2 separate regions of the Homo sapiens genome follow, and region 2 is linked to region 1. Evidence: read pairs that join two places in POLR2A ChIA-PET (ENCODE). Cell type or tissue: OCI-LY7. All regions are shown on one strand. Links, peaks and the distances in the headings refer to the core of each region. The heading gives the core; the rest is flanking DNA. Region 1 overlaps DUSP22 (dual specificity phosphatase 22). Region 2 overlaps IRF4 (interferon regulatory factor 4).

Region 1 (5,371 bases), core at 67-5,066:
CTCTGGCCTGGGCAACAGAGTGAGACTCTGTCAGACACACAAAATAATAATCACCATGGGCAGAGAGAACAGGTGTGCAGCAGGGGTCTGCCTGGGGCCCAGGAAAGGCAGCCTCTCAGGAGCAGCAGCCCTGCTCTCACATGTGCCTCATCTGCTGCACCAGCAGCACCCCAGCCCGGAGACACGGCAGGTATGGACAGAGCCTTGGCTACCCAGCTTCAGGTCCTGACCACTCACGCTCACTGCACAATGCCCCAGGACTAAGGTAATCTCCCCAAATCTTGCTAATGACAGAAACAGAGCTAGCCTGACCAGGAGATGACATTAGTCTTTGGAGAGCCAATATTTTATCCTTCACAGTAAAATAGGAAATCGGAAATTTGAATTCAATCTTCATTTTCATGAGTCTGGTCCCTGGGAATGTGTCCTGGATGATGGACAAACATGGTACCTAACCGCAGAGCCAGGTTACACCCAAGCACAGCCCCGCTTGGAGGCCCCTGATCTGGGACCCACCCAGCCCCTTCTGTAGCATCTTCCTTAAACCTTTTTGCAGAGGCATACACACCACACAGTACAGGAAGATGCTGGGACAAAAGAGCCACCGCACTGTTACCAAGGTCCCAGAGAGCAGGCGGGGCACTGGGCCCTCACTCCCCAATATGCAATCAGTCACCAAGAATAGTTGCATGTCCTTCCCCACCCTCCATCAAGTCCATTTGCCTGCTGGGCCCCTCTTCATCTCCACCACCATGACCCGTGGCAGGCTGCTGTTTTTTCTCACCGGCATAGTCCTAGCAGCAGCCTCCTGACTGGCCCCAACATGCAGTCCCACCCCACTTGGGCACCTGCGTGAGCCTTCTGCCTGCACATCCATCATGCGTCCCGCTGGCTCAGCACCCTTCAGCAAGTCCTCCACTCCCCCACCATCTGCAGAATTGCAGCCGCACCACTTACAAGGTTACAAGCTCAGGAGTCAGACCTCTGAGAACATGGTAAGGTGCTGCCCCTCTCAGCCTGCTTAGCTCCAAGGGCTGGCCTAGGAAGTAAACCTGGCTGGTCAGGCTTCGGCTGTGCTCGCAGCCTTGCTGGCACAATCCCAGCACTGCCCAGCCCTGGGGAGGCTGCTCTAGTTCTGCAGTGGCTCTCGTTCCTGACCCCAAGGTCTTTCATGCCTGCTGGCTAGCCCACGTGCTGAGCCTCCACCTGAACTCTCCTTCCTTCCCGCCATGCCCAGCTCATTCCACGGCTTATACTGCAGGTCTTAAATTAGGTACTGCGTTTTCTAAGATACTTCCCTTAAATGTTCCCACCTCCTCAAACTGGAATGTGTCTTTTCACCCCTTTCCCCCATACACGGCACCAGGGACAGCTGTAATAGTCCTTACCATGCTGTCCTGTAAGTCAGCAGTCCCCAACCTTTTTGGTACCAGGAACCAGTTTCGTGGAAGACAATTTTTCCATGGATCACAGTGGGGCAGGGATGGTTTCGAGACGAAACTGTTCCATCTCAGATCACTGGGCACTAATTAGATTATCATAAGGAGCGTGCAACCTAGATCCCTCGCATACGGTTCACGATGGGGTCTGTGCTCCTATGAGCATTTGATGCCACTGCTGATCTGACAGGAAGTGGTCACCTCCTGCTGTGTGGCTCAGCTCCTAACAGGCCATGGACCAGTACTGCTCTGTGACCCAGGGGCTGGGGACCCCTGCTGTGAGTGACAACTTTCCTAACTGCCAACCCCCCCAGGCCACAGTCTTTCTGAGAATCAGGAGTGTGTCTGAGGCCTGGCTGGATCCCATAGCACCTGTTACGATCATTATAAATTTGTCAAGTCAATGAATGAATGAATGAATGAATGAATGGAGAGGCAGCTGACCCAGTTAAGTCTCCTCTGCTTATAGGCTGTGATTCTGAGTTTCAGGCTAGAAAAGATCTGTGTTCAAAGAAATTGAAGAAAAAACAGCATAACGGAAAGTGCCGTGGACCTCAACCCACCTCATTGTACACGTCCAGGTCTTCACGGGGGCTCAGAGGTTGCCAATTCCCATCTCCAGGGTGACCCACAAGGCCTGGCCTGCTTGTGAACAGACCGGGATCTCTGGCTTGTAACATCTAAGATGGTCAATACCATCTCAGCATGGCCCTGAGCTTCCGGACAGAGGTCAGGAATTGACTGCCCCCACTCGATGGCCCAAAACAAACTCCCAGAGACTGGAGGGGGGCAGGCAAGGAGAGCTTCCTGGTGCCAACACTGCTGCCTGAGCCTGGCCCTGCCTCAGTGGAACCCTCCAGAGCCCTGGGCCGGAGCCCATGAGTGACTCTGCTGAGCTCCTCCCAGCTGCTTTCGCCAGCCACAGCTGGCAGCCCCTTGTGCCCTCACTCCTTCCCTCCCTGCCCACTGATTTGGGACCAAAAGATCCAGCAGGTTCCAGTCCCAGCAATGTGGACATCTTCAGGCGCATTCCGAGGTGCATTTCACAGCCCCTCTGAGCCTCGAATGAGTGAAATACCTTCTCTGTCAGTTTAAAAAGCTTAGGGGCAACAGTTCGGGACCTGCAGAGCAGCACGCAATTATGAGATGATGGGTGTTGGTGTCAGATATAAGCCTGCAGTAAGACATGGTAGTGGGGAGTGACATTGGCTGAGAGCTGGGTGACCCTGCAGACTGGGGCTGTTGCATGAAAACCTGTTTTCCTGCTGTGGCTACTGCCTCACACCCCAGGAGACACACACAAGTCTTCCTGGGCTGTGCTGGGGCCTGGCTGCTGCCTCCTGAGTGGGCCCCACAGGAGACACAACCAGGGCTTGCTGGTCTGGCCCATGAAAACACTCAGAGGCACCGAGGACAGAGCCACCTGTGCCATACCAGGCATTCAGAGTGTCCCCTCACGCTCATCGGACTGCTGCAGAGGCTAGAAGCTCAGGAGTCAGACCTCTGGGGACCTGGCAAGGTGCCTTACCTCCCTATGCCTCTCCTGTGGCCCCCAGCCACTCCCCTGAGCTGCTGCCGGGAGCTTCAAGGCATCAGAATCTACATAAAGTCTGCCACCTACAGTCAACCAGCTCATGAGTTCACTTGCCTTTAGATCAACCCAAACTTACCCTAGCAGCGTTAAATTTCCCTTTTCCTCCACCAGATCAGAGAAGGAAAATTTTACAAATTGACTTAAATTTCTCGTCAATTCAGGTGACGTTCCCTCAGATTAAAAGCTGAAGATGGAATGAGAGTAGCTGTGTTCAATGCTGTGCGGCAGATGCACACGGCGCGGCTGGCTGCATGCTCCTGGGCAAACACAACTCGTTCCAGGTGCCGAATACGCCGCTCCCACCGTGCAGGCAAAACAGAACTAACTCTCATGTCCACATTTCCTTCGCCTCACACTCATGGCCTATTTTTCTTTCTTGGAGACATGAATTCACCTTTTGTAGCATCTGCTATAGCGCCTTCTGGAGGCAAACAATAGCCTCTAAAATAAAACCAGGAGTAGGCTTCAGTCTTGCCTTGGAATCCCTCACAGGCAGAAGGGCGCGTGGTGACTGCCCCTTGGCTAGGGAAGAATGCATCGCACGCGACCTTAAACTTGGCTAAGTTGCCCTTTATTAACGAAAACATAGAGCTTTCGGTCAATTCCACCACGGAGAACACAAACCAGAGATAAAACCCACACCAAGGGCTATTTCCCAAGCTGGGGAATTTGAGAACACACGGGCAGAGTTCACGCCACACAACTACACTGGGCTCGTCCTTGGGAGGCGTTCACAGGAAGCAATCACGAGCGCCAAGCCACCCACAAGGCAGTGCGGCAAGGCTCCCGGGATCCTTACAGGCATCCAAGCGAGGTACAGAAACCTCCACAGCAGTGGGGATAAGGGGAAAATATTTTCTCTTGCTAAAGAATATCCTTAGTTCTCAACATAAACATGACTACGTATATATTCAGCTTCAAATGAAAAACAAGTTTACAAATCACTACTGGATACTTAAACTCTATGTTGCTTTTCTTTTTGGCAGCACCAGCCTAAACTCTGTGGGTTTGCAATATTTCAGAAACTTCAGGTACATTACAGTCTTCTGAGAAAGGCCCAGAACTTCAGAATTCCCGGAGCGGCTGTGAAGAAAGAACATTACTGGCAACAAATATTAAAACAACATTTCAAGAACTCCAAGAATACACTGAGAGGTTTGTAAAGGTGCACATATTTAAGCATTCAAGCTATATCCTAAATCATTTTTCTGTTAACGTATTTATTTTTGGCTTAGGAAAAACATGTACTTTATTGGCAAATTGTTTTAGCTGTAGACGGATGGATGATTCTACAGCCACACTCCCCTTTCCGGGTGTACATCCGGGGCCTGTGCACCTGCGCGGAATCAGGCAACTTTGTTTTTCCCGGTCCCCAAAAAGCTCACCTTTGACACACCCTCTATATGCACAGGAAAACTGCTCTTCTTATTCAGGGTCTCTTTTTGTGGTGGAATTCAGAGAAACTGGGTTGCAACATCTTTTTAGGGAGAGGTCGAGTATGTTTTTTCATTCGAGTGACTCTGCATGCTTAAGGAATCTGAGTCGGTATAAAGGACTAGACCACTGAATTGCGTACAGCGTCCCAGGATGCCTGCAGCCCCAGAGTACAAACTGTAGATGCTCTCGTGGCCTGAATGTGGAATTTTACCCACCAGAAAGCATTACTGGAGCCCAAACTGGCAACTTTAAATAGCTCAATGATATCGGTACCTTCCCCTTTGGTTTCAAAAGCAATCATGACCGAACATTTTCAACTGTGAGGCAAAGCTGACTTGCATACCAAAAAACACCTTTCCAAAAACATTCAATGAGGTAGCTCAGATCAATTATCAAACCCAAGTGAATACCAAGAAGCTTAATAAATGCTCAGGCATTTTAAAATGCAAATTGCTACAGTGCCTAATAAATGCTCTTTCTTCCCAATTCTTGCAGGTGCATGCAAATGTTGAGGAGGAGCCCCTGCAAAGTGAGGACAGCGAGAGGCTGGGAGTGAATGAAGCTGGCAAGGAGCAGAGAGGAGGGGGTGCCCTGGGGCACCCAACTTAGGCTAAAGTGCGCCTGCCCACCACAGAGCTCAAGTGCAATCAGCTCCAGAGAACAAACACCAAGTAGAACTCAGGGCTCGATGGGCTGAAAAGTGGCCTTGACTCAAGGCGCTAGGGAACCCTCAGCCTGGTGCATTCACATTGAGATGGAGGCAATCTAAGATACTTCCCTTAAATGCTGAGTTGGTATAAAGTGCTGGCCCACTGGACCAGCTCAGGGCAGTCTCTCACGTTTTCCAGGGCCCCAGAGCCACCCTCCCTCTAGAGGAGTCTGGCCCCTGTTGCCCCCACCA
Region 2 (5,371 bases), core at 122-5,121, 57 kb before region 1:
GTAGAAGCGATGAAGCTGAGAAAGGAGACTCCCTTGCCTGGCTGCTCAGAGAGAGGAAGAGTTTGGAGCTGAGGTCAACAGCAGACGTACGGATCCCCAGGGGTTCCATCTAAATCCTGTTCTCTTTATCCAGTTTTCCATTTGATTTTCACATTTGGAGTGTTAGTTAACCTATATCCCTTCTTTTTAGCAATGACCAAAATCAGAGGAGCTTCGAATATAAACAAAAGAAAACATTAAAAACAACTTCCTTGAAAGCCCTAAACCTTTTAAAGTACAGATAAAGGAAGAGGAGGCAGATGCTAACGGGAGAGCAGGATGATTACTCTTCACAGACACTCCTCTGTGTGGGAGGAGCAGCCCGGCACTTGGCCAGCGTTTGTCTCTTTAACAAGGTGAACACTTGGAGATCTGATTTCAGAGACACGTACAGCAGCCTCTCTGAAGGAACGTAACCGCAGGAGAAAGTGCTTTAAAAGCTATCAGGATGCATGTTTAATAACACACACACACATTCCATAACAAATTTTTAAAAGTTTTTATTTACCTAAAAACATAAATTTATCAAACATATCAATTTGCTTTGCAGAGCAATTTACATAAAAATTCATGATGTATACCAACGACAGCATAGCATTATCTACCTCAGTTTGTGAAGCATCCTTTCCTACAGATCTCAGCAAAACGCAGAGCCAGTAGGGGAAATTCAAGCTTTCATTTGGGGGCCTCTGGGGTCCTACCTGCTGGCAGTTCTTTCAGCAGAAAGTGGGGTACGGGGGATGCTGAAGAGGGGGAAGTGGACCCCATTGCCTGTTAAGTCCCATCTGTCTCAGTTTGAAGCAACACGGGAATTTCCATTGGAGGAGGGTTGGCCTGCCGGCCTGGCCCTTCTCTCACGTCCCCTCTACTTCAGCTACATTTCTTATGCATGTTCCTCAAAGCTGTGAAAATCAATACAAAAAAAAACTGACCTTTACTTCATTCCTGTAACAGGCTATCAGGATCTCAAGGAGATCCACCTGCATCGAGATCAGTCTCAAAAACGGGGCATGTAAAACATAACTTACAAAATGGTGTGTAAGGTCTGAGAGCCTTCACGCACCATTCAGACAGATGCAGCTGGCCACAGAGGACTTGGGGAGATACGTAATACAAATAAAGACCTTAACCAATCCCAACACTTTCAGAAAAACTTTCACCTGTGGGGAAGTGGGGGCATGTGACTGGAGAGCAATGAACGGAAGTTTACACTGGATCTGAATTGTTACTAAAAAAGTAACTGACACGCACACACAAGTGGCCTTCCTGGCGGAGCATCAACAAAGCCAAGAGGTGCGAGTACCCAAGACTCCCAGAGTTGTTCCACCCCTGGGGCTAGCTGTATTTATGCCCTCGCTCAAAGACCAGCTTTTTCAAACACTAATACCTACCTGCCCTTGGTGGTAACAATACTGTAAGGGCTGCTCATTTCACTGTAGGATTTTACATTTTTCTCACCATGGCACAGTCTCTTTTTAGTTCATACCCAATAGTCTAGCTGGGTTTTCTGTAGGGCGACTAACTCTCCTGTTTTCGCTCAGGACTCAGGGGCTTCCTAGGTTTCAGTTGTAAATGAGTCGGTCACTTGGTTCTCTATAGTGTTCCAGGAGATATTAATTACTGCTTGAGGTTTTCCTAAATATACAAAATCTCAAGAACAAGACATAAACCAAGAAATGCACCTGGGAGACACATACATTTTTTCCATATGACCCAGTGCTCTTTAACAAGTCCTCAAATCTTCAACAGCACTGTCCACTGAGTACAAACTAAATTCTAGTTTGCCAATTCCACTTTATCAAGACAAGGAATGAGGAAGCCGTTCCTTTTCAGAGTCCTGAGACAAGTGCTAGGATTCCTAACCCTGAGTATTTCATAGCTAGTTCATTCCCTAGGTCATACCCTGGATCACTCAGAATTTTAAAAAGTCAACATACACATAGATGTAAAGATAGGAAAGGAGGTAGTGGCCCCAGCCAAGAAGCATTTTCCAGAAAATTCAGCTCCACTGTTAAAGCAGCATAATATTTAAAAAAACAAAGAAGAAGAAGTCACAAAGCAATTGAAATGGAGCATCCGCTTGGAGAATTAAGAAGACAGGGTGCTCCTGAGACAGACTTCCAAGACAGCTTCTTTGAAGTGCTGTGTGGGGTTAAATATTCTTCAGCAAAGAGGGTCACAGGTAAGGGCCCCGTGAAACAGCAGTTCTTAATATCATCTTTATCTTCCCTTAGGATAATATACCCCAAAATACTTTGCATCTATAAGATGTATACATCACTGCAGTTCACGAAACACAGTCTGCTGCCCAATACATATCCATGTTGCATGGCTAATGAAATGTCAAACCCTACTGGGTACATGGCAGTGGAGCTCCACAGCAAGGCCTCTGAGCAGAACGAGGTAAATCTTCACTGTTAGCTACAAAGAGCACTGCATGAAAGTGTGTGCAAGATGACTCCATGAGGTTTTCTTTTTAAGTTTATGTATATTTACAGAAAAGTGAAATGTGTTGGAAGAATAAACACCCCTTCTTGTGGACACTTTTAGAGAGGAGAATTTGGGCTGGGAAAAAAGGAGATCCTTTTTATTTTTTTGCTGTTCTCTACTGTTTGTCTTTTCTGTAGTTAATATTAATATTAATTGTATTAATATTCTGACTTTAATATTAGAAACTTTTTAAACATTAAAAAATAATGTTTCAGTGCTCACTGCTCACTAAGCTTGATAAAGGCTGAACTGTGTAATGTAGGGATACAGCAGGCACTTACTAGGTGCTTGTTGAATGAATTTAAAATATCCATTAGAAAAGCAGGAACACACATTTGAGAGCTACGCAATCTTCTGCTGATCCTGGGAGTAATAGTAAATATCCTGTAGTATGAGAAACGGCCTGGAGGTGACGCCCCAGTCTACTGCTGTACTTTCTCAAAACCACAAAAATGTAAGTGATAGGTATACTTAAGCAAGTGGAGGTCTTTGGGATTCTATAAATAGAAGCATTTGGAAAAAGCCAAGTAATTTTAAGGCCCTGTCAAACTATAATTGGCACGAGGAAGCATAGAACAGATGAAATAAGCAGAAACAGCCCACTGAGTGTGCAGTTCCGTAGTCAGCTCCATCCTGCTTCCAGTGGTGGGTCCTGGCAGTGCTCTCCAGCCTGGGAGTCCCCGGCTCCTCCTCCTTTAGTGTCGCCATGGCTGATCGCTGGACAGCCAAACAAACAGAGGAGCGTGGCACAGAGGAAGGGAACAGATAGTTAAGTACTTGGACAGAAGGGCAACAGTTCAAGTATTAAGATTTATGTTCCTTAATTTCTTCTTCTTTATGCGAAGAATTTTAGCATCTCTAAAGAATGAGGGTCAAAAAGATGCAGAAACAAGAAAACTTAACCATTACTTAGACATTACTAGATTGTAGGACAGACAAAAATGTCCCATCCAAGAGTAGCGCTCATGTTTTTTGACTCAAGAAAATAGGAAGTTTACTAACTGGCTTCCAGGAAAGGCCAAGGAGAGAAAGCCAATGGGAAGGAGGGCGGGGCAGAGGGACCCACACCAGGAAACCGCTGGCAGGTGGGGGATGGGCCTCCCCAAGGCTACAGGCACGGCTTCAGTCAAAGATTCATTTCCTTCACTCAGCAAGTGTCTTCCACAAGAACTGCAGCTCCTACATACATTAATACATTTCTTTTACGTGTGAGGCTTCTTCAATTTACATCTTACTTCCCTGAGAAATGGCACAGACATACCTACAAGCAGTCATCACTCTAGTCAGTGTCAATACTGAAAGGCAAGTTTTCTCTGTCTTCCAGCAAGACCTAATCTACAACAAATTAAAGAGCGCATTTCAGTAAATGTAAACACATCACTTGGTCAATTTTCACAGTGATCATCAATGATGGCAGTCTACAGAACACAAGAAATGCAAAGCCACCCTTCCTTTTGAAATAAGCTCATCTGCCAATCAGATGTCACTGATTTTCCATGCTTGTCTCGCCGCAATTCTCCTCAACCGCTGAACTGAAATCTCCACTTCTGAATTCCTCAAAACAGTAAGAGGGCAGTCAATTGGACGCTTTCACTAAAGTCAAATATTTACAATGAAAATCACTTGTCTTGGGTGGGTGCAGTGGCTCACACCTGTAATCCCAGCTACCAGGGAGGCTGAGGCAGGAGAGTCTCTTGAACCCAGGAGGCGGAGGTCACAGTGAGCTGAGATTGTGTCACTGCACTCCAGCCTGGGAGACAGAGCAAGACCCCGTATCCCCGTATCAAAAAAAAAAAAAAAAAAAGGAAAAAGAAAACCACTCATCTTGACATTTTTCATTCTTGAATAGAGGAATGGCGGATAGATCTGTGGTAATCTTCTGGATTGCTGATGTGTTCTGGTAAATCGTAGCCCCTCAGGAAATGTCCACTGTTTTGTTGAGCAAAATAATATAGTTGTCTGGCTAGCAGAGGTTCTACCTTTAATAAGAGATTTTAAAAAGACATTACTGAGATATCCTGCAACTGGCTCACTATTAAACAGCACTCAGATTCTAAGGAGACAGTAACGTAAAGCCCAAAGTTACATCCTAGAACACATCAAAACATTTCATATTTGGAGCCATCTAAAGAAGCAATTTTTTGGTTAGTCCTTCCATAGATCAACATGTAAAAAAACAGCCAAAGTGACTTAATTCTGGGTTAAAGATGTTACTTTCAAATCGACTGCCACTTAAAATGTACATTTAACTAAAACTGCATCAAATCAAGTAAAGTGATCAAATTAAAAGGAAGTCTGAGGGAATCTGCAGGGTAATTTAGGCCAATGATTTTGTTTTTCCACAACTGCAGTTTGAAAGAAACAAGGAGCTCATCCTGAATGATTTGATTTCTAGGTAATCTGTATAGTTCTCAACCAGAGGTAAAAGAAATAAAAAGTAAAGTTAAACAACAACAAAACTACTATTGTGGAAAAAGAGAAGCTAACTGGCCTCAAATTTATACTGTCTGGTTATTAGCGTGGATCACACTCACCAAAAAACAAAAACGCCTTAATGTTCAGCTTTTCCTGAATTTACAGCATCTAAGGCAAGCTGAATGCTCTCCATCAATCATGATATTAGAGACTGTATTTTATATATGACGACTTAAGCTAAACTCCTAAGTACCTGAAATGAATTAAATTAATAATTTTTAAAAGTGGAACTCATAGGTGTACACGTGTGTTTATTCATTTTATGGACCACGCAGCCTCGTCTTCAGCATGAGGGGGTCATCTGGGGATCCATCTTTCCCTGACTTAGAGGACAGTGACTTGCATCCATGTCAACTTTAAAACTGGA

What was found. Peaks named below come from ENCODE experiments on the same cell type or tissue, not always from the same donor. Only the 100,000 strongest peaks of a DNase experiment are listed, where the experiment ranks them.
Region 2: POLR2A ChIA-PET joins it to region 1 with 6 read pairs; 4 of 35 experiments call an interaction of 5 or more read pairs at or near these places.

What each region holds. Positions count from the first base shown.
Region 1 is chr6:349,567-354,937 of GRCh38, reverse strand. It overlaps DUSP22 (dual specificity phosphatase 22), which reads right to left. Exons shown (of 7, transcript NM_001286555.3): 7 at 3,583-5,371. Among named protein-coding and RNA genes, the nearest start is that of IRF4, 40 kb to the left of the region's middle. RefSeq lists enhancers at 911-960, 2,612-3,466. In OCI-LY7, for the core only: CTCF peaks have their summits at 3,146 and 3,424 (motif pointing left); DNase peaks (open chromatin) are centred at 87, 920 and 3,017; H3K4me3 peaks cover 671 bases; H3K27ac peaks cover 2,912 bases.
Region 2 is chr6:406,592-411,962 of GRCh38, reverse strand. It overlaps IRF4 (interferon regulatory factor 4), which reads right to left. Exons shown (of 9, transcript NM_002460.4): 9 at 520-4,508. The coding sequence ends at 4,365. Among named protein-coding and RNA genes, the nearest start is that of IRF4, 18 kb to the right of the region's middle. RefSeq lists enhancers at 126-275, 1,176-1,325, 1,746-1,835. In OCI-LY7, for the core only: CTCF peaks have their summits at 2,776 and 2,979; a DNase peak (open chromatin) is centred at 2,942.